Regions from separate parts of the Homo sapiens genome. Here regions 2 and 3 are each linked to region 1. Evidence: chromatin loops called from intact Hi-C (ENCODE). Cell type or tissue: endothelial cell of umbilical vein. All regions are shown on one strand.

The links. Hi-C counts contacts between places; a loop is a spot of excess contacts. Peaks named below come from ENCODE experiments on the same cell type or tissue, not always from the same donor. Only the 100,000 strongest peaks of a DNase experiment are listed, where the experiment ranks them.
Region 2: it touches region 1 in a loop (6-fold over the local background); 61 of 110 quality-filtered maps call a loop at or near these places.
Region 3: a loop joins it to region 1, with 14 times the contacts of the local background. A loop is called at or near these places in 96 of 110 quality-filtered maps.

What each region holds. Positions count from the first base shown.
Region 1 is chr7:92,616,599-92,624,598 of GRCh38, forward strand. It overlaps CDK6 (cyclin dependent kinase 6), which reads right to left. Exons shown (of 8, transcript NM_001145306.2): 6 at 6,438-6,488; 7 at 1,474-1,609. Among named protein-coding and RNA genes, the nearest start is that of FAM133B, 30 kb to the left of the region's middle. In endothelial cell of umbilical vein, a CTCF peak has its summit at 4,580; a DNase peak (open chromatin) is centred at 4,603; H3K27ac peaks cover 619 bases.
Region 2 is chr7:92,687,965-92,695,964 of GRCh38, forward strand. All of the region lies in intron 4 of CDK6 (cyclin dependent kinase 6), which reads right to left. Among named protein-coding and RNA genes, the nearest start is that of FAM133B, 100 kb to the left of the region's middle. RefSeq lists an enhancer at 7,436-8,000. In endothelial cell of umbilical vein, a CTCF peak has its summit at 3,756 (motif pointing right); DNase peaks (open chromatin) are centred at 3,747 and 7,897; H3K4me3 peaks cover 464 bases; H3K27ac peaks cover 942 bases.
Region 3 is chr7:93,051,034-93,059,033 of GRCh38, forward strand. No RefSeq gene overlaps it. Among named protein-coding and RNA genes, the nearest start is that of SAMD9, 63 kb to the right of the region's middle. In endothelial cell of umbilical vein, a CTCF peak has its summit at 4,805 (motif pointing left); a DNase peak (open chromatin) is centred at 4,748.

The DNA.
Region 1 (8,000 bases):
GCAGGGGCAAAATTCCTGAGCCTGAGTTCTCTTTTCCCAGAGCCCAAGAAGGAGAAAATTAGGTAGTGGCATTTAATCTCCAGGACATAGGAAAGAAGAGAAAAGAGCTGTGGGAATACATTCACAATACAGAGACATGTCTCTAGAGGATTATGTGAGAGGAAGCCCTTTCCTCACAGCTACACTGATGGCTTAAAGCTGGGAAGAGGGTGGAGAGAAGGAGAACACCTTAGCCAAATGTGGGGGTGTGGGAGAATCTCACGTTGGAAGTCTTAATACATTTTGTCCTATAGAAATATGGTTAAAAAAAAGGTGTTTAAGTTCTATTATTGCTCTACTTCAGGAACAAGGTTGCCAGGTTGAGGGTTAATTAAAAAACTTTGTGTTAATAATATTGTTTCTGCAAGAAAATTTAGTTTAATTGCCAAATAGTTTACTTATAAAATGAGCTTTTGGAATCACAACTTAGTCAAGAGTTGGATACTATGGTAGATTGGATAACTTTTAGTACATATTCCCTCTTTTCTCTCCCCTCTCACCATAGGGGGAGCATTCTTTCCTCCATTCAAGTTGGCCTTAGGCATGGAACTTGCTTTGGCCAATGGAACATGGGCAGAGTGGCGGGTACTTCTTCCAAGTATGGACCTTCAGGGGCATTGCATATTTCTGCTTGCCCTTCTGGAGCATCGATACCTTCTATCATGAGAAAAACATGCCCCAGGGAGCTGCTGCCTCTCTGGCATGGGCCCCAGCATGAGACACATGGAGAAGACCTGTGCTTCACCCACGGGCAGAAGCAGATATCAAAGGCTGTTAATTCAGGAGGTAAAGCAGACACTCATTACTCACTGGGTTTCAGACATCAAGAACAGCCCAACAGGTACACTTTTCTACCTATTGTTCTGGCCTCCAAGTATAGGAAATTATGTATATGGTTGAGCATTAAGAGTCTCAGAGCACAGAAGTCCTTATTTTCAGTGAGGTATTTTATATGTCCCTGGCACACTAAATACTTATTAAATAAATCAGCAACTAGAAGAAGTATTGCTATATAGTTCTTTTGGAAAAACATCTCCCCAAAGTTGTGAATGTTTAAGAAAAGGCACGTTAAAATGACAAACAAATTACTTAAAGTAGCATGAAACTGTAAGAAAGGAAACATAATATTTACTTCTAAAGAAACATATGTCAAAGTGAATCGAGAGGCTTCTAAACCTGCATTGAAATAAACATTCAAAGATGGCAGATTTAAAAAAATGTGGATCAGAAAGACATTCCAGAATCAAAAGCCACCAGCTGCTACAAGTGTGAAAATGAAACCTCTGGAGGGACTGTTGCCTCCTGCTCCATGTGGCTGTGGCATGTGATGCCTATAGCAGCTACTGAACTGATATTTGTGCCCACCACCCAGTCTGGGTAGAGCAGGTGTCTCACTGGCACAGTGCAGACGAGCTTGACATCAGAAAAACTTACCAGAAGTAGGTCTTTGCCTAGTTCATCGATATCTGTTACAAACTTCTCAATTGGTTGGGCAGATTTTGAATGAAAAGCCTGCCTGGGAAGGGCAACATCTCTAGGCCAGTCTTCTTCTCCTGGGAGTCCAATCACGCTACAAAAGAACCACACATGGACATAAGCATTAGCTACTATGCAGAAGCTGTTTTCTCATCAATTTCCAGAGAAAGGCAAAATCTAAGGGGGAGACATGGGGGGCAGAGTCCCAGGAGACCTTCACTTTATCACTGGCAGGGTCTCTGTTTATCTCTGTCCTACTGCAATATGGTGGCCATGGGGGAGAGGGTAATCTCACAGAAGAATTGTAAAATTCAGTGGGAGGAGATAAGAGATTGCTCTGGTAGCAGACACTAAATGTAAGGGATGATGTAGAAATAGAAAATATATTACCAGGCAGTAAGCTCTGACTTAGTGACAAAGCAGGACTTATTGTATTCAGAGGAGACCCATACTGGTACATATCTTCCTTTATGTCCAAGAATGCTTTTTGTGTTTTGATCGAACACCCCAGTATTGACATGATTTTATGATGCTCATCCAACATGGTTTATTAACATATCAATTTGGTTGCATTTTTGGTTAAAGAGCAATTCCCTACATATTAAATATATACATTAGAATCAGAAGGAAAAATGAGGCTAAAACGTGCTAGTCCTGCATTATACAAACATGATTTTATAAAAGGAAGTCTGTGGTATTCCAAAGTGAGCAAACAGTAAATTAAAAGACTATTATTTATATTTCCCCTGAAAACCATTCTGGGATCAGAAATGTGGAAAGAACAGCAAGTGATAAGCACAGGCTTCGGAAATAGGCAGATTTGGGTTCAAATCCTGCACCTGCCACTTACTGGCAGGTAAGGACAAATTACTTAACATCTATGACCCTTAGTGTCTTTATGTATACAATGATAATAACTTACAGTTGTAATGAGGATCAGTTATACTTTATTTGAATTTATAGTAATATATAAATTTATAATTTAAAGTACAAAGCACAGCACCTGATATACATCACACACAGTCAATTATCAATCAATACACTGCCTACTATTATTATAATTAGAAAATGTTATTAATACAAGATGCATAGGAAATACATCACTACCACACTTAAAATATGAACTGCTTGTATCTATGTATAACTTAAGATTCTTTAAAAAATTAATGGGTCAATGGACTTACATAACTTATACATTGTATAGATATTATTTATAGTTTACATATAGGTCGTAAGTAGGTTTGAACAGAGAAAATCAGAGGATGCAGGGACTTCTTTCTCACACAGACTGTATAACTCTGAACCAAAAATAAAATCATAGTTTAGTGGACGGGGTACATAGCTATTCAAATACTGGAACAAATAATTTTAACTACAGTTAGAAATTGTGCTGGCCCACATTAGGGTCTTCTGCTTGGCCTCTACTTGTTGGGACTAAGGCCCAGGAAGAGGTGTTCTTATGAATGTACTTCCAGATTTCAGGAAGATGTGGTACAGGTCTCAAGATCTGTAGCACTTCATTTCCCCTTCCCTCACCTACACGGAGCCCAGGCCATAGACTTCAGCTGGGAAGATAACCCTGTCATCATGGCTTCTCTGCCTGGGTGTCTGGGGAAGACACTGTAATTCGGCCTCTATCAGGCATACTGAGAGAGCTACATTATTGAGGCAAAGACAGATTCATGGACATATTTACTAGAAGCAATAAATAGAAATGACAATGAGCAATATATAGATTTGTTCAATAGTACAGCCTACAATAGAAGTAAAAAGAAAAAAACCAAAAATACCACTATTAATTATGAAAAGAAATGCACGTGTAAGTGTCTGGATACAATGGGACAGGGCAGAGGAGGGAATGAAAAATGCTTGTTAGAGAGCTTTAAAAATTTCCTTTCATTCCTTTTTAGTTGTCAGGTCTATGTGTATCAATATTTTTGTGTATATTCACCAGTCAGCTAGAAATTGATTATATTAATAACTCCTAGAAATATTTAAAATCTTTTTTATTTGTGGCTTTGAATGTATCTACATCTAATTACATCTTGCAAGTATATGATCAACTGAATGCCAAAAGCCTTCAGAGGAACAGCACATCTCTGTTTGTATGTGTGTACATATACAAATAACTTTATATAATTTTATATAAAATTTTAAACAAACACATAACTATATATATAAAACTTTAAGTCTATCACCTCCTCTGATTCCTGTAATAATTTCCTAAGACATGTAAGTCAGGTGTTATTAGTCTCATTTTATAGATGGGGAAATTGAGAATGAGGAATAAAATGAACTGCCAAAGTCACAGATAGCAAGCTCAGTCACAGAGTCCAGAGTGAGTTCCGTTCTCTCTATTCCAATATTTTATTTCCATTTAGCTATGACATCATTCTTAAAAATGCTCTAAGATGTCACAGGCTAAAACTATTGTTTCACTTTTAATACTTGCTATTACTTGAAGGCTTAAATCTTCCTAAACACAGAAATGTTTTTCCCTTTAAGAGTATGTGAACATGGACCAGGTGGGGTGGCTGTAATCCCAGCAGTTTGGAAGGCCGAGGCAAGTGGACCACTTGACCCCAGGAGTTCAAGACCAGCCTGGGCAACATGGTGAAACTCCATCTCTATAAAAAATATAAAAATTAGCTGGTTGTGGTGCCCTGTGCCTGTAGTCCCAGCTACTTGGGAGGCTTAGATAGGAGGATTACTTGAGCTCGGAAGGCCAAGGCTTCAGTGAGCCAAGATCGCACCACTGTACTCCAGCCTGGACAACAGGGCAAGACCTTGTCTCCAAAGAAAAAAATAAAAAAGAGTATGTGAATATGGCTTTCCTTAAAAAAAATTTGGTTTCATGTCCAGAATGAACTTTTATGGCCCAAATATGTGTTGTGAAATTCTGATAGGTCCATTAAAAATGCTTGCACTTAATTCCACTATTTGGACTGCTGAATATAAGCCTTAAAAGTTGACATTTATATTGGCAAGCCCAACAGGGCACAAAATCTATAAATGGCAGTGATGGAGGAGACAGAAATATTTTTTCAAGTACTTCAGCAGTGACGCTAGGGTGCAGCATTGTCCCTTTTCTCTGGCAAGGTAATGCATTCAGAGGAAACAGAACATAATTTTGATGACACAATGCCAGAAACCACAAAGTAAAATCTAAAGGCACAAACCATAGAACTCTACAGCTTCTTTGCTGTTGGCAACCTACGATTGTCAGGACTTTGCCAAAAGCAGAACTGGCTTTTCTTTGGAAGCAGGTCAAACATGCCGGTCAAATGTTCCTTCTGGTCCATTTCACTGGCCTCATGTACTAAGGGGGCACTAACAATGTTAACAAGATTGCAGACATCAGTGCTGGAGGTAGACACAACTGTCAGGTAGTATAAATAAGGGAAAGAAGGTGATGGCTTTCAAGTCCTGGCAAGCTGACTTTAGTCAAGATTCTCTTTCCTTTTAACAGAAGGTCATCAGTATGTCTGCTTTCCCTAGTTTCCTCTTTATGATCACATGCACACAAAATATATTCAACAGTCATGGGGAAAAATAGATGGGAGTTCATCGAGTGATTAAATAACTTGCCATTCAGAAGCAGGGGTAACATGAAGGCTTTGTGTTGAATTTATCCACTGTACAGAGTGGTCAGTAGTAGGAGCAGTAGCATCACCTGCCCTGGACCCAGGAAGCCCCCAGGCATAAAAAACTAGCAAATGTTATTCAGGCCTTAAAGCTACTATGTTCTGACTCAGCAGTAGCACTGGCATTAACAGAAGTCTAGCTGCTTCTAGTCACTAAAAGAACAAAATCAGGTTCCAGTTTTATTAACTGTTTTAAGCAGTCACGCTTGAGTAGACAGTGCTGATATGAAAATCTGTTCTTTAGGGGTGGTTTTTTTTTTTTTTTCAGTCTTACAGACTTCGAATTTCATAAAAATCACTGGGATTCCTATAAAATGTCACAGACCAAAGATCAGGGCTATTTTTGGTCTAGAACTCCCACTTTTTTCCTACTCCACTCCAATTTGGATGGGCCTTTCAAACACAAAAAACCAAAAAAGGATGCCACACTGCATGCTTTGTCAGAAGAAGTGCCCCAGTTACATTCTAGAAACATGAATGCATACATGCATGAACATGCAGACATGAATGAAACTATGTAAATCATCAAGGAGCGATGTAACTGAAACCAAAGAATTTGAGCACAAGAAAGGATCTTATAGAGAATTTAAGTCAGAGTTTCATTTCTCAGATGAAGTTAAGGAAATAAAAGGTTAAATAATTAATGATGAACTCTAATAGTAACAGTAATAGATAACTTTTTAAAGTGCTTACTATGTGCCAGGCACTGTGTAAGCCCTTCACGAGGTGTTTTAAATGACTTTCTCAAAGTTGCAGAGTTATTTTGCCAAAGACTTAGGGTTCTCATTTTCTATTTTGGTGCTCCAAAGAAAAATGAGATGTGTAGCATACCATCCTTCGCCCAGGAAAACAAAACAAAACAACGCAGAACCAACCTGGGTGACCAAGGATACTCAGTGGGGACAGGAAGCTCACTGGACAAGGATGGGTACTTGGTCACCAGGCATCCCATCTCTGATGGTGGGTGCTTTTGAAATGACCACAAGCAGAAAATGTATTTGAACTAAAAGAACTGGAGCTCAGCCACACGAAGAAAGAGGAGCAGCAAAAAGATCCACACAAGCAACATACAAGCTTCCAGAGCAGAGCAGTTAGGGCTCTGCATAAAACGGCACTTCTACCATGTCTCCACTCACCACACAAATAGTAACACTGTCTGCAGCAGCTGCTTGAAGTAAGAAAGACAAGAGATAAACACATGATATGCATGTCAGAGGAAAGTCACTGTAAATGTTTTAATGCTATGGACACTGGTGTAAAATTATAATTATTACTTACTCCAAGATTTTTCCTAGTTGATCAACATCTGAACTTCCACGAAAAAGAGGCCTAAAAGAATAAAGATACATTTTAAATAAGAAATGTTCTCAGATTACATTTCAATCATATTTGCCATTATCATTGTTTCACAGGAAGCAAAATATTCTTTATGGGTTGGGAAGAAGTAAAAAAAATTGAGACATTTTTCCTTTGGTAAGTGAAGGTTTTCCCTGCATTTCATGTATGGGTTAGGATCTCTCATGAATACCTGGTGGTAGATGAATTCCATGTTTTACAATCACGGGCATTCTGTTTGCAGTCATTCTTACAACAGTGCTACCGTCAAATTCAGTTCCAGGTTTCAAAGATCTGCTTAACTTCGTGATAAGGTGGAACATACCACCATCCTAGTCTCGAACCATAAATAGGTGAGATTCTTTGATATTTCTCAGAGCACTTTTTCCATACTACTCTGCTATCAGAGTACTTCCTCATGGGTCTCTCTCCTTTCATTTGTCCTCAATGCTGCAGTGAACCACCTCTGGGTCTATTTTTCTAATTATACCACTTTTCTTCCTCCCAATATTATGGCAGCTAACCATTACAAGTTCTAAATCTTAACTCTGGGCTTTAGAGGCAATTGTGTCTGCTTCAAACACACAGCCTTCCTTGTCTACATTGAGCATTTAACTGGCAATTAAAAAAGGTCATTTTGTGACATTTCTGGCATTTCTCCAAGAAGATCAAGTAGCCCCTTGAGGGAGGAGACTTCTCTAGGTTTCCCTATAAATCCCTGCCATAGAGCTTTACTCTGACAGATGCAGTTACTAAACATTTTATTTCATTTTGCATACACCTATGGTACACAAGTAAACGTTCCCTGATTCCTTCCTCAACAAATGCCATAAACAGGTAATTTTCAACATTAATGTACTAAAATAGTTGTAGTCTATTATCAGGTATCATATCTCTTTTTATATTATATATCAAATTATACAGCCTTAAACTTGACCTCTTAAATATTTTCTGTGCACAATAAATGAACTCACTATATATGGCCATATATGGAGAATCCTGCAGTCATAGCATTTCAGTGGTTAGAACACACCTTAACGTTTCTCAACCATACTTTCTATGAATGTTACTATTCCTGAAAATAATGATTTCCAAATGCAGTGGAAAAGAATTTACTTATTGCAAGGTGATGGGCTGAATTTTTTTCCCCCAAATTCATGTTGAAGCCCAACTCCCAAGATCTCCGAATTTAACTGTATTTGGAGATAGAGCCTTTAAACAAGTAATTAAAATAAGATAGGGTGGGCCCTAATCAAATCTGACTGTTTTCCTTGTAAGAAGAAGCCATTTGGACACAAAGAGACATCAGGGGTGCACATGCACACAGAGAAATAAACATGTGAGAACCATGAGAAGGTAAGCCTAAAAGAGAGCCCTCAGAAGAAACCAAACCTGCTGACACCTTCATCTTGGACTTCCAGCCTCCAGAACTGTGAGAAAATAAGCTTTTGTTGGTTAAGCAATCCAGTCTGGTATTTTGTTGCAGCAGTCCTATAAAACTAATAT
Region 2 (8,000 bases), 71 kb after region 1:
CTCCCTTTCATTGCTGTGTAGTATTCCATTGCATCATTATGCCAGAGTTTGTTTAGCAATTTTTTCTGTTGATGGTTATTTCTAGTTTTTGGATATAGTAAAATAAACATTCTGCTTTGAACATTTTTGTACATGTCTCTTGTTGGATACAGGCATGCATTTCTCTTGGGTATATACAGGGAGTAGGCAAACGTTTAGTAGATACTACCAGTTTTCCAAGTGGTTGAACCATTTTACACTCCCACCAGAAATGTATGAGAGTTACAGTTTCTCCGCATCTTGGCCAACAGTTGATATTCCCAACCATTCGAATTAGTGTGTAGTGGTACTTTCTATACTTTTGACTGAATAATTTGTATTCTAAAAGGATAATATAATCTGGATTTATTAAAGCACTAACTGGACTTTCTTGGTAATGACAGAATAAATAGTGTCTGTCATTTGTGACTAACATTTTAAATTGTCTTAAACTACTGTGTGACTCAGTAGTTCAAGACAACTGTAAAATATTAGGCTTTTTTTCTGACTTTTGTCCCTTCTATGTCGGACTTAGCAAACTCCCAACTCTTTAAGCATCTGTTTGTCCTCCTCTTGAGGTGTATAGACTACATATACATCACACACACACACACACACACACACACACACACACACACACACACACACACAGAGTTCTTAGACAATTTAGGCATTGAAAAAGAACTGAACTTAGTATTCTGAAATGTTTGTTTGAACATTAATAATGTAAACATTTTAGAAGCTGTTGGATAGTAGTTTTTACTAGATTTCTTCTATGGACATAATTCTGAAACATCATTATACACTAAACATAGAACCATATTTGTCAGTTTATAGCCCTGTAGCTTAGTTAAGGGGCAAACCACATTCCCTCTAAAGAGGTCACGCAGTCACATTTCCATTTGTTGTGAGTCTTCCCATTCACCCACGCACAGAATTTAAAAATGGGGAACCACAGCAACTATTTTGGCGGAGGGAGGCTGAAGGACAATAATCAGTGTACACATGCTGCCATTTTTTCCTTGTAGTTTAGAAACTCTGAATTAGTGTAGGAATTATTTTTTTTAAGTCAACAAACATTTGCAGAGTGCTACTTGGTGGCCAACACTCAGTGCCAGTGAATTCTAGGGTATGGTTCTTGCCCTTACAAGGCTCATAGGCTTTACAGGTAAACGTGCGTCACAGGGGTTCATTGTACTGATTATTTCATCACTCAGGTGTTAAGCTTAATATCCATTATTTTTCCTGATCCTTTCCTTCTTCGCACCCTCCACCCTCCAATAGGCCCCAGTGTATGTTGTTCCCTTCTATGTGTCCACATGTTCTCATCGTTTAGCTACTACTTGTAAGTGAGAACATGCAGTATTTGGTTTTCTGTTCCTGTGTTAGTTTGCTAAGGGTAATGGCCTCCAGCTCCAGCCATGTCCCAGCAAAGGACATGATCTCATTTATTTTATAGCTGCATAGTATTCCATGGTGTATATGTACCACATTTTCTTTATCCAGTCTATCACTGATGGTCATTTGGGTTGATTCCAAATACCCATAAAGAAATACATGAATGATAAAGAAAATGATTCTTTGCTATTGTGAATAGTGCTGCAATGAACATGCACGTGCATGTGTCTTTATAATAGAATGATTTATATTCCTTTGGGTATATACCCAGCAATGGGATTGCTGGATTGAATGGTACTTCTGTCTTTAGGTCTTTGAGGAATTGCCACACTGTCTTCTACAAAGGCTGAACTAATTTACACTCCCACCAACAATGTATAAGCATTCCTTTTTCTCCACAACCTCACCAGCATCTGTTATTTTTGACTTTTTAATAATAGCAATCTGATGGTGTGAGATAATATCTCTTGTGGTTTTGATTTGCATTTCTCTAATGATCAGTGATGTTGAGCTTTTTTTCGTGATTGTTGGCTGCATGTACGTCTTCTTTTGAAAAGTGTCTGTTCATGTCATTTGCCCACTTTTTTATCGTTTTTTTTCCTTGTAAATTTGTATGTTTCTTATAGATGCTCCATATTAGACCTTTGTTGGATGCACAGTTTGCAAAAATTTTCTCCCATTCTGTAGGCTGTTTACTCAAAAGAAACATGATAGTTTCTTTTGCTGTGCAGAAGCTCTTTAGTTTAGTTAACTTCCGTTTGTCCATTTTTGCTTCTGTTGCAATTGCTTTTGGAGTCTTTGTCATGAAATCTTTGCCTGTGCCTATGTCCTGAAAGGTATTGCCTAGGTTGTCTTTGTGGGTTTTTATAGTTTTGGGTTTTACATTTAAGTCTTTAATTCACCTTGAGATAATTTTTGTATATAAGGAAGGGGTCCAGTTTCAATCTTCTGCATATGGCTAGCCAGTTATCCCAGCACTGTTTATTGAATAGGGAATCCTTTCCTTATTGTTTGTTTTTGTTAGGTTTGTTAAAAATCAGACAGTTGTAGGTGTGCGGTTTTATTTCTGGGCTCTCTATTCTGTTCCATTGGTCTATGTGTCTGTTTTTGTACCAGTGCCATGATGTTTTGGTTACCGTAGCCCTGTAGTATAGTTTGAAGTTGGGTAGCATGATGCCTCCAGCTTTGTTCAAAAAGAAATATTTAATTCAGCATTTACAAAGCTGAATGACTTTCTCCCCCTCACATAACATCTATTAACATTCTACAGAATTAGTGATCCTTGGAAAACGAGTTGAAAAGCACTACTCTATGACAACGTATGGGGTTGAGCACAAATAATCTAAAATAAAATTTGAAATATATGTATGCATGTAATTTAGTAAGAAAAATAAGAGCTAGTATATCTTGCTTTAAGCAAGCAAAATATATGAAAACCTGGTTTTGCATTAAAAATGAAAGTAAAAGTTAAGAATCCTTCAGGGCTTTGGTATAACCATTATGGGAGTCAATTACCACTATATATTATTACAGATGTAGATGGTGAGGACATCTTGCTATATATCTGTATTAACTATACTATTTTTATTAGTTCAGATATGCTCACATTCAGGTAGTGGCTTTTCTGAATAAATATCTTATTTACTTTCAATTACTTTTTCACGATAAAAGTAGAGTGCAGAACAAATTCTAATTACTTATACTTTCTGGCTGTCTGTACAGCAAATGAGAAGACATTTATTGTAGTATAATGTTGAAGTTCATCAATAATTACTGGGCAATCAACCTACCAAGACAGAAGCTGAGACTATAAAGACAAATAACATATCATGTCTGTCCTGGAAGAGTTCATAGTCAAGCTAGGCAAATGTAAAAAGAAATAACTGTAATACTGTGTGGCTGGAAGTATAATAAGGCATTGAGAAAGTGCTACAGAAACACAGATGACTTCATTAAACAGAATGGGTGATTTATTGCTCCTACAATGAAGTACACACACAATGTCTATGTACAATAAAAATATGACTGCAATCAAGAAACTAATATTTATTGAGCACCTATTACATATTGTAAATGTGCATGCCAGAATTTCTTAATTATCAAATCACTGTTAGTTTCATAGAATTTCATATTGTTCTCAAAAGGAATATAAAATATTTCTTAGATTTTTGGGCAATTTTATTATTCAGAATCAGAGGGAGCCAAACAAAAGTTTAATTTTACATTTTAGAAAAAAGTCTAAGGCAATACCATCATATGCAAGCAATCCCTCAGATTGGTAATCAGAACTATATAGATTACACGTGCTTTCATTTCACAGTTAGAGCCAGCAGAGGGAGTAAACCTCTTCAAAGAAAAGACTGAAGTATATATGGAGAAATGTAAGACTTCAGATGTAAAGAATGCCTTTGATAAAAAAGAAAATTTGAGTACTGAGACACAGATGTCAAATACAGGGAAGTACTTTAACTGTACTTTTAAAACTCATTAAATGTAAGCGTAAAAGCAAGAGCAACCACTGAGTAAACTGAAGGATGCCATCTTATTGCTTTAAAGAGACCCACAGGACTGAAAAGTATTAACTTTCCCATATGAAAGCCCTGTAGGCTGGGCGCGGTGGCTCACGCTGGTAATCCCAGCACTTTGGGAGGCCGAGGTGGGCGGATCATCTGAAGTCAGGAGTTCAAAACCAGCCTGACCAACATGGGGAAACTCCATCTCTATTAAAATACAAAATTAGCCAGGCATGGTGGCACATGCCTGTAATCCCAGTTATTTGGGAGGCTGAGGCAGGAGAATTGCTTGAACCCAGGAGGCAGAGGTTGTGGTGAGTCGAGATCACACCATTGCACTCCAGCCTGAACAAGAGTGAAACTCCGTCTCAAAAAAGAAAGAAAGAAAGAAAGAAAGTTCTGTAAAATGTGTTCTGTAGCAAAATCTGACTGATTGGCATTAACAGGAAGGAATTTCAATAGTCCATGTGCTAATTAGCAAGAGCTACTATCTGATGAGTGCCTGTTTTACTCCAAAGATAAGTCCATATACACCAATCACAGTACCTTGCTGCCTGAATTTCTAAGGCTATGAAACTGCTACCTATGAAGAGTATGAAAATTATCTTGGGCTGGGCACAGCGGCTCATGCCTGTAATCCAGCACTTTGGGAGGCCGAGGTGGGCAGACTGCTTGAGCCCAGGAGTTCGAGACCAGCCTGGGCAACATGGCAAAACCCTGCCTCTACTAAAAATACAAAAAATTAGCTGGGTGTGGTGGTGCGTGCCCGTGGTCCCGGCTACTCTGGAGGCTGAGGTGGGAAAATCACCTGAGCCTGTGAAGTCGAGGCTGTAGTGAGCCGTGATCATCATGCCACTGCACTCCAGCCTGAATTATGGAGTAAGACTGTGTCTCAAAAATAAAAAACAAAAAACAAAAACAACTACCTTAGGAACACAAATTCCTTGTGAATATTACAATAAATTCATTTTTTAACAGAACTACACAGGACTAAGCCTTTCTTTGATTTTCCTCGTGTAGAAGAAAAAATTGAGAGAGAAAAATTTTCTGAATGAAAACCAAGTATTTTTACTCACTTTCATCTCTGGTACATCCACAATATTTTTTCATCTTTGCTCTTCACGGGGTACTTCTTGTACCCTTCTCAGTTGGTATTTTTACCATATTTGGTTCACCTACCAAACAAACTATAAACATAATCTGCATAGTGGAAAATTATTAATAGGAATGTCTGTTTTGCACAGGCCCAAACTCTCTTTTTTGCAGGTTACTATTTTCCCTGTCTTTTGTTTACCTGTGAACCTATAACATGTATAAATAGGAGGTATTTGTTTTTCTTACCTGGGTTAAGAGAAAGAGATACAAGTAGAGAAAGAAATGGGGGTGCCTAGGCTTGAGAATAACTGGATATGGGCTGAGTTCACAGAGAAACCCTGATCAGCACTCCCTCCCAGCCCTATGTGATCCTGTCTCATATGCCACAAGTTCTTTCAAAAGCTCTATTACCTAGTAGCAAAGTGGGCTGGCGTGATCTAGAAGGTGACTCTCAGGACCAACTGGTAGGTTTATTTTTCCATTTTATTATCTGTTTTCTAATTTATTCATTTATGCTTTAAACTTTTCCTGCATCCTAGTTTATACAGGTATATTCTAATTAATTCATCATTATATACTTTAACATGTTTTAATTTTTCATAATGAGTAATATGTAAATACAATCGATGCTTGTTGAAAAGAATTCTTTTTCTTTTGTGCTACTTGGATTGAAGGCTTTTACATTTACAGTCAATCTTTCTTTTCCAGTCATAAAAGCAGTTAGTGCTATGAATTAGCCTCTGTGAATAGCTTTGGTCATATTGTCAGCTTTGATGTAGAGTTCACTGTTGTCATGTGAAGTCACTGTTACACATTAAATAGGCAAGAGAAAAGGGGGATTTTACAGATTGTGAGAAGTTTATAGTGAAATTGGAGTATGGCAAGTTGATAAGCTGAATGGTTGAAATGTCAGTTACCAGGTACCCTTGGGAATAAGTAAAGACCAAGACCCCATGTTGCCTCATGCTCAGTGTACAAAACGTCTGTTCATAATCATTTATGTGGTCATCTACTTGCTGAAGATGATCTAAATATCGGCCATTTATTAGTCTCATCTTTAGTCATCTGTGAACACCACACAGTATAGGGGGTATGTGACTAGATGGACTAAGGGAAAGAGTCCTTGATTGAGATTTTGAAATCTGAGTTTTTGTTCCAGATATACTCTGGATATTAGTTTTAAATAAATATTTATATCCAGATATACCTCTGGATATTAGTTATAAATAACCTTTGTATATTTATTACTTTGCAAAAAAGTAATTTTATATTGTTAGGCCCTAGTTTCTCAACTACAAAATCAAGAAGTCACATTTGATTATTTCTAAAGTCTTTCCAACTCCAGAATCCTATAATTAGAATAAATAAATTCTACATGCTCAGTGACACCATCTGAACATTGCACTGTGTACCAATACATCCAGGTCAGTGATGCTGTTCACAGAAACTTGACATTTACAGAAATCAAACTTTAACCAAGAGGAAAACTGAAAGAACATTAATAATTACTCAATATAATTTGTGATTCCATAAAGCAAAATTGGAATTCCAGAAGAGCCTGTGAAGAACCTTTAAGAGTTATTTAGCCTGAGTGGCAAAAGGCAAAGCCACATATCACTTATCAATGTAGCTACAGGCTAGAGAACAATCATGTCTGCATGTCATGTAACATGGGAGAGGCTGTTGTCTGTCTCGTGTTCTTTTCAGAATCAAGCATCATTGTTCAAACAGAAATGTGTAGTGATTGCGCTTCATTAGGTAAGCATCCAAATTTATTACAAAATATGCTCAGAGTGGCCATTTCAGAAGACATGTCTGTCTCTGAAATAGAAAATTATATATATATAAAAAGACCACAGCAAAAAGGAATGACATGGGATATAATTTTTCTGTTCCTACCTATTGAAATATATCTCTGGTTCGTGTCTTTAGAAATTACCAAAGAGAAAAAGATGATCTCAAATGACTGAAATTACTTATAGACAGAAGGATATTAACCTCCTACGACATATTAAAAAGTTTGGGAGGGAGAAATTTAAGCTACACATGATATCTCTGGAAATTCCATTCTGTTTCATGCAAATGATCAGTGAAAGTTATAATGATACAAAGTTATGTCAATAATAGACTTTTAAAGAACCAGGTATAAATGGCAGTGTAAATATACAAATCATCTTGGTTTCTTTTAAATATTACCAAACAAATATGATCCTAGGACTAAGGCAGAAATTAGGGGGAAAAAGTCTCATAGCTTCTTTGTTGGTGATTAAGGGACCCTGAGGTAAAAAAAAAAAAAAGAAAGAAAGAAAGAAAGAAAAAAACCAACAAAAATCAAGAAGCAATGCTCAAGGTAATAAGTGCTTTCATGTTTCCAGTTCTCATATCTGAGGGCACTGGATCAAGCTAAAGGACAAAGAGATAAGGACAATATTGCAAGTTACAAACAAATGGCAGATAAAAGAGCTCTTCTGGGTTCTGATTAAGTGACAGCATTCTACACATTCTTTTGACTTGAGAAAGTCAGACTAAGAGCAGCGGCTAAGTTCCATGTGAAGCCCCGCTAAATAAGCGTATCTGCATGCTTTCACATTCTGGCAGGACAGGATTCCTCCCCTTTCATTGAACAGAGACATGTTCTCTGGGCTCACAGCAATAATGCGCCTCTGCTTCAACTTCCATAAAAAAGCATAAATGTATATGCTGAAAGCACAGAGAAGTTTTGTGCTTTGGGACGAGGTGGCTGGGAGCCAATGTTTACAATCCCCTGGGTGGGGAAGGCAGGCTGAAAGGCTCAGGACGGCAGGCTTTAAAAGTCTTTGCTGTTGCCGCCAGTGACCTTCGCCTCTGTTTTCAAAGCAGCTCTCACGTTAACCCCTTGGATTCTGTGTGCACTGGAGCTGCACAAAGGAAATACCTTTCTTTGAAGGACACCTCTCTCACGCACATCGGTTTCTGATTTCAGTTGGAGCAGCTCAG
Region 3 (8,000 bases), 430 kb after region 1:
AGAACAAATTAAACTCAGTTAAACCATATATATGTAAATAATAGAAATAATAAATGTAAAAGTAGAAATCAATGCAATAGAAAAGAATAAAGAAAATTAACAAAAGACACAAGTTGTTTCTTTTTTTGGTGATATTATCTTATATATCTTTTTTATTTATTTTATTTTTTTATTATACTTTAAGTTTTAGGGTACATGTGCACAACGTGCAGGTTAGTTACGTATGTATACATGTGCCATGTTGGTGTGCTGCACCCATTAACTCGTCATTTAACATTAGGTATATCTCCTAATGCTATCCCTCCCCGCTCCCCTCACCCCACAACAGGTACCGGTGCGTAATGTTCCCCTTCCTGTGTCCGTGTGTTCTCATTGTTCAATTCCCACCTATGAGTGAGAACATGCGGTGTTTGGTTTTTTGTCCTTGCGAAAGTTTGCTGACAAGTTGTTTCTTTGGAAAGAGTAATAAAATTTATAAACTCCCAGCAAAGCTGATTCAAGAAAAAAAATAGAAGCAGAAATTACTAATATCAGGAATAAAATAAAACTGTAGCGCCTATAGACCAGCAGTCTCCAACCTTTTTGGCACCAGGGACCAGTTTTGTGGAAGACAATTTTTCCATGAAATGATTGGGGAGTGGGTGGTTTCGGGATGAAACTCTTCCACCTCAGATCATCAGGTATTCAATTCTGATAAGGGGCATACGCCTAGATCCCTTGCATGCACAGTTCACAATAGGGTTAGTGCTCCTATGAGAATTTAATACCACCGCTGATCTGACAGGGGGCGGAGCTCAGGCAGTAATGCTTGCTCGCTCACTGCACACCTTCTGCTGTGTGGCCCAGGTTCTAAGAGGCCACGCACCAGTACCTGTCTGTGGCCTGGGGATTGGGGACCCCTGCTATAGACATTAAAATAATAAAATAAGGGTGACTTATGTCTTTATGACAGTACTGGAAAAATTGGGTAAACATAGAGTAAAAATGATCCTCAGCTTCTACCTCACATAATATACAGAAATTAATCAGACGGATTATTACAGATCTGAACCTAAAACCTAAAAGTTGAAAGTTACTAAAAGAAAACATAGGACAATATTGGACCCATTAATTAAAAACAGTAAGCCATAGACTGTGAGAAAATATTTATAATACCCATATCCTACAAAGGATTTATATAGAGAATACATAAATAACTCTTACAAGTCAATAATTGGAAAAACAAATAAGAAGTGTAATAGATAGACAAAATGCTTGGACAGATACTTCTCAAAAGATATGTACAAGAATAAATGCTCAAATATCATTAATCATCAGGGACATAAAAATTAAAACTATAATAATATATCATTTTATATCAAATGTTGGTGAGACTGTGGAACCCCTAGAAATTTTGTACAGTGCTGATAAATATATAAAATGGTACTGTTTGGTAATTTCTTATGAAGTTAAACATAGAACACTTATCACTCAGCATTTCTACTCCTATAAACTTAGCCAAAGGAACAGAAAATGTGTCCACAAAAATATGTGCAGGAGGGTATTCATGGAAACTGGGATTTATTGAAGAGAGTATATGGGAATTTTCTGAGGTGATAGAAATATCCTCTGTTACATTTACCAAAACTCATTGACTTGTATGTATACTTAAGATTTGTGACTTTCACTGTATGTTAATTTTAGCACCCCCCTCCCCACAAAGCCAAGAAACAAACCTCATGAATGCCACTATTTCCCCTTGAGAAAAAGCAACAATGTCGCAAAACATTGATAAAAGGGAGTGAAAAGTATTCTTAAATGAAGATCCTGAAGCCTTTGTATACTTTCTAGTCATTACTCCCATTTGTCTGTTTTGTGAAAATAATAATAGTTTCTATTTATGTAAAATGTTTAAAAGAAAGCTAAACTAATAACTGGTAGAAGCATAACTTCCTAGACACTTAGGAAGACAATTTAACAATGCCTGTGAAAACTCAAATTGCTCTTACCTTTGACCCAGCAACCCCCCTTGCTGACACCTGTTCCACAGAAATATTCACATTAAATGTATAAAGATACGTGGACAAAAATTCCACCGTAGTATATCTTGGAACAGGAGCAAACTAGAGACTGCTAAATGTCTACTGACAGGGGAAGAGTTAACAAACTATGGCACCTCTATGCTAACAAATACTGTGCAGCTGGTAAAAGAAAATATAAATATTAGATGTCTATAAGACAGTCTTGTTTGAAAGAAGCAGGCTGCAGAACAAAATGCACACGATATTATCTGTTTTGAAATAACTTCCTCCATTCTCTCTTCTTTTTCTCTGCTTTTCTCCTTCCTTTTTCTTTGTGAATGCATAGAAAATGACCCGAAGGATACACATTAAACTTTTATCAGTGGTTACCACCTGGAGAGAGGGTGTGGAGAGGTGGTGAGAACTTTCATTTTTTTTTTTTTTTTGCTTTCTATATGCCTATATTGTTTGATTTGTCTTCTCAATGGATGTGTGGTTGTTTTGTAATTTAAAAAAGAAAAGAATGGCTTGCACCTGTAGTCCCAGCTACTCCTTCGAAGGCTGAGATTGGAGGATCGCCTGAGTCAAGGAGGTGGAGGCTGCAGATGGGATCTCACCACTGTACTCTAGCCTAGGTGACAGAGTGAGACCCTGTCTTTAAAAAAGAAAGAAAGAGAGAAAGAAAATAAAAGAAGAAGAAAAAGACAAAAGGAAATGAAGGAAAAGGAAAGTGAAGGAAGGAAGAAAAAGGAAGGAAGAAGAAAAAACAGAAGGGAGGAAGGAAAGAGAGGGGAGGGGAGAGAAAGGAAAGGAAGAGCTGGGAGGGGAAGGAGAGGAAGGAAACAGGAAGGGAGACTGCAGGTCTCTGAAATGCAGAAGCAAAGACAATCTAATCGTCAATGTTCTGAATTGCTCAGGGCTTGGCAGAATGATCCTTCTAGTCTATGGACCATAGATTTGATCTCTGCACCTTGAGAAGGTAGTGAATATTTCTTATTTTTAAAGACAGAGTAGTCGATTCCACAACTTCCCTTGGTAACATTTTTATGTATACTGATCTTTACCTTCAGGTTATTACTTCCTTATATCTGAGTACTTCTGTCCCCAGGCTAGAAACGGAATCAGTGATCATCACATATCATCACACACAATGTTAACTTTCAGTTAATCTCGTTAATGTTAAAGGAGGAACAATGACTTGGAGGACAAAACTCCCTCCCCCCACCCCATAAATAAATAAATTATATATATATATTTATCCTATCACTTTAAAGCCAGAAGAACTTGAAGAACAGTGGTGTACTGTACCTGTACAGCCTTGGAGTCAGGCAAGAATGAAAGCCAGCTCTGTCTCCTAACAGCTGTTTGCTTTGGGCAAACTAATTAACTTTCTTGAGCCTCAGTTTCCTTATTTGGAAAATAGTTAGAATCATAATAGTAACGATGATAATAACAACTCCTAACTTGCAGGCCTTTTGTGAGGATTACAAATAATTAATTGGCCAGGACTTTGAGTATTATAAAGAATTAATTGGCCAGGTTCACCCCTGTTATCCCAGCACTTTGGGAGGATGGGGTGGAAGGATCCCTTGAACCCAGGAGTTCGAGATCAGCCTGGGCAACATAATGTGACCCTGTCTGTACAAAACAAACAAACAAACCTGGGTGTGGCGGCGCATGCTTGTGTTCCCAGCTACTCCAGAAGCTGAGGCAGGAGGATGGCTTGAGTCCAGGAGGTTGAGGCTGCAGTGAGCCATGATCGTGCAGTGGCACTCCAGCCTGGGTGACAGAGTGAGATCCTGCCTAAGAAAAAAAAAAAAAAAAAAAAAAAATGAAAGCACCCTGCTCATAGTAGGTGTTTAATCATGATTATATTTAATGGAACCCCCTAAAGTAACCTAAAATGCTACTGGAGATAAGAACCCATCTCTCTTTACTTCAAGGTCATAACTCCATAACCGTTTGTTTCAAGGTTGGCTCTCTTTACAACAGGCTTTTGTGAGGTAGTCTCTTAATGATAACATTTGGGCTATTAGTAATTTACTGACAGTTGCTCATAGACACCTGCCTTGTTGAGATCCATGTTATAGTTCATAAGAGCCTAATATGCACGTATTCTGGGATGTGAAGGGTTATTCTTTAGATGAGGATTGTGGACCGCAGATGTCCTTCAACCTCACTGGAAAGGTCCACACTACAGGAAATGGGATTACACTTCATCAGGAGGGATTTAGGTTAGATGGGAAGAAGAACTTTCTGACTGATGATTTCCTTCCTTGAAATCTTTAAAAATAGACTAGTTCCCCATTTGTCAATTTTCAAGATGCTGGGGGTTAGAATAGATGGTTTTTCAAGATCTCTTTTAATTCCATGTATTGCTTACGTCACAGGGCTGTATTTCTAAGAGCCACAAACTTTATTGCAAATGTGTATAGAGACAATTTAGAGACCCTATTTTTTTCCCAAAGCAATAGGAAATGCTTTCTGTCTTGCCTGCCTCTTGAAGGGCCTATAGAATAACACAAAATTGCTTTAGCAAGTTAAAGAATAATTAATGGAAAATATGCAGAAAGAGATTTTAAAAATTATTGTGTAATAAAAATTTATATTTGTATTGCACATTAAAAATGTTACTATAGGTATTATTATTTACTCATTATTAGATGTTTGAGTCAAACCTAAAACGGCATCTAATTGAGTCTGAAATCTAATTCGTTGAATGCCATTGAGTCGTGAACCCACCGTGCTGAAAAATGAGAATAAATATAAAGTAACACTGCCATCTAATGGATTCTATGTGTTACTGCCATTGTCTGAGGCAACATTTAAACTCAGATCTAATTCTAATTAATCACTGATATATTCCACCACCTTATTTTGTGTTTTTAATTCACCTTTTTTTTCTTTGTATTTTGTCCCTATAATCTGTTGGATTGATTTTTTAAATTCTTTCTTTTGTCATTTTAGGATATATTGTATCACTGTTTTCTTTTATATTTTATCTCATACTATTTTTATTATGAAATAGTTCAAATATACAAATGAGTATATGATGACCTATGTGCCCGCACCTTAGCTTTATGAAATTTTAATAAACCTAACTTTCTGCTATAAGTGCTTCAGATTTTTTAAAAGGAGAAAACATTACAGATTTAGTTGAAGACTGTATATTTCTTCTCAATTCTATTTCCCTCTGTCTCCAGAGTTCATCTTTCTCATCAGTTTGATGGTTATTAATTCCATACATGGTTTAAGGTTTTATTCTGTATTTTCTAATTAAACAATATATTTCAGCAGTTTTAAATTAAAAAATGTTTATATAAATAATATATCTGCTGCATTAACATTATATTTTTGATATTCATTCATGTTGATTCATCTACTTCTGGCTGATCATTTTAATACCTGTATAGGAATATTATATATGTACATTTTTTCCAACTTATTCTTCTGTTGATGGACATTGAGTATTTTCCCCAAGTTTTCCTTTCATCAAGCAATGTTAGAATGATGTTATTTTACATTTCTTCATGTACACATATGTGAGAATTTCTGTAAAGTGACTCATTTGCTTATGCATCTCCTAAAATAATCTTGAAAAACTATGTAATTCCTTAAACATTTTATTTTAGAGACAGGGTCTTGCTATGTTGTCCAGGTTGGAGTGCAGTGGTGTGATCACAGCTCACTGCAACCTCAAACTCCTGGGTTCAAGTGATCCTCCCACCTGAGCCTCCCAAGTAGCTAGGACTACAGCTACATGCCATCACACCCAGCTAATTTTTAAAAACATTTTTTGTAGAGATGGGGTCTTGCTATGTTGCCCAGGCTGGTCTTGAACTCCTGACCTCCTGGGAGGTCAAGTGATCCTCCTGCCTCGGCCTCCCAAAGTCCTGAGATTACAAGTGTGAGCCACTGTGCCTGGCCTCCTTGAACATTTTCAGGATAACATTAAAAATTTTTTACTTTAAATTTCAATAGTAGAAAATGATGTAGTTTTTGCTTTATTAAAATATTAATATTTTAAAATACAGTGGTTCAGATATTGAGGCAGCACCACCATCAGTATAAAGAAACATGAAGATGCTCTATTGGAATAGTCAAATTTTACATTGTTCCTTTTTCTCCTTACACTCACATTTCCATTTCACTCCACAGAGTTTTATCCCAATGCATTCCTTTAATGTATGAAAATATTTTCTCAATCATCTTCATATTTCTCCATAATAGACTATAAATCAAAATTTTAAAAAACATTTTTTCTCTGTGATTAAAAGACTGAAAGGTAAAACATTTTATTCTGTATTGAGTTATTAGCACTATTATTAGTAGTATAAAATTAGTCAAAGCAAGATAATAATTATTTTGATAAGTATTAAGCATAAATATTAAAACTTTAAATACTAAAAACATATTTTGATGAAATATATTTGAGCTTCTTTTTCAATTACAGGCATACCTCAGAGATAGTGCAGGTTTAGACAGTAGCATTCTGTCTAAAAACCAATGTATATACTTAAATTAAAATACTTTATTGCTAAACAATGCCAGCAACCATCCGAATCTTCAGTGAATTGTAATCATTTTACTGGTGGAGGGTCTTGCCTCGATGTTGATGGCTGCTGACTCTTCAGAGTGGTGGCTGTTGAAGGGTGGGGTGGCTGTAGCAATTTGTTAAAATAGGATAATGAAGTTTGCTACATCCATTGACTATTCCTTTTATGAAAAATTTCTGTCTTGCAATGCTCTTTGATAGCATTTTACCCACAGTAGAACTTCTTTCAAAATTTGGGTCAATCCTTTTAAACCAGCTGCTGTTTTATCAACTAACTTTATGTATAATAATATTCTAAATCCTTTGTTGTTATTTCGACAGTGTTCACAGCATCTTCACCAGGAGTAGATTCTATCTCAAGAAACCACTTTTTGGCTCATCCATAAGAAGTGACTCCTCAACTGTTTCATCATAAGTTTATAGCAATTCAGTCACATTTCAGGCTCCACTTCTAAATCTAGTTTTCTTGCTGTTTCCACCCCATCGGCAGTTACTTCCTCCACTGAAGTTTTGAGCCCCTCAGTCATCTATGAGGGTTGGAATCAACTTCTTCCAAATTCCTGTTAATGCCGGTATTTCAGCTTCCTCCCATGAATAACATATATTCTTTCTTAGTGGCATCTAGAATGGTGAATTCTTTCCAGAAGGTTTCAAATCGCTTTGCCCAGCTCCATTAGAGGAATCGCTATCTATGACTGTTACAGCCCTACAAAATATATTTCTTAAATAATATGACTTGAAAGTCAAAATTAGTCCTTGATCTGTGGGCTGCAGACTGACTGTTGTGTTAGGCATGAAAACAGCACTAATCTCCTTGCATATCTCCATCAGAGCTCTTGGGTGGCTAGGTGCATTGTCAATAAGCAGTAACGTTTTGAAAGAAATTTTGTATTCTGAGCAGTAGGTTTCAATAGTAGGCTTAAAATTATTCAGCAAACCATGCTATAAACAGATGTGCAGCCATTCAGACTTTGCTGTTCAATTTATAAAGCCCAGACAGAGTAGATACAGTACAATTCTTAAGGGCTCTAGGGTTGTTGGAATGGTAAATGAGCGTTGGCTTCAACTTCAAGTCACTAGCTGCATCAAACCCTAAAAAGAGAGTCAGCCTGTCGGCCAGGCGCGGTGGCTCACGCCTGTAATCCCAGCACTTTGGGAGGCCGAGGCGGGTGGATCATGAGGTCAGGAGATCGAGACCATCCTGGCTAACAAGGTGAAACCCCGTCTCTACTAAAAATACAAAAAATTAGCCGGGCGCGGTGGCGGGCGCCTGTAGTCCCAGCTACTCGGGAGGCTGAGGCAGGAGAATGGCGTGAACCCGGGAAGCGGAGCTTGCAGTGAGCCGAGATTGCGCCACTGCAGTCCGCAGTCCAGCCTGGGCGACAGAGCGAGACTCCGTCTCAAAAAAAAAAAAAAAAAAAAAAAAAAAAAAAAAGAGAGAGTCA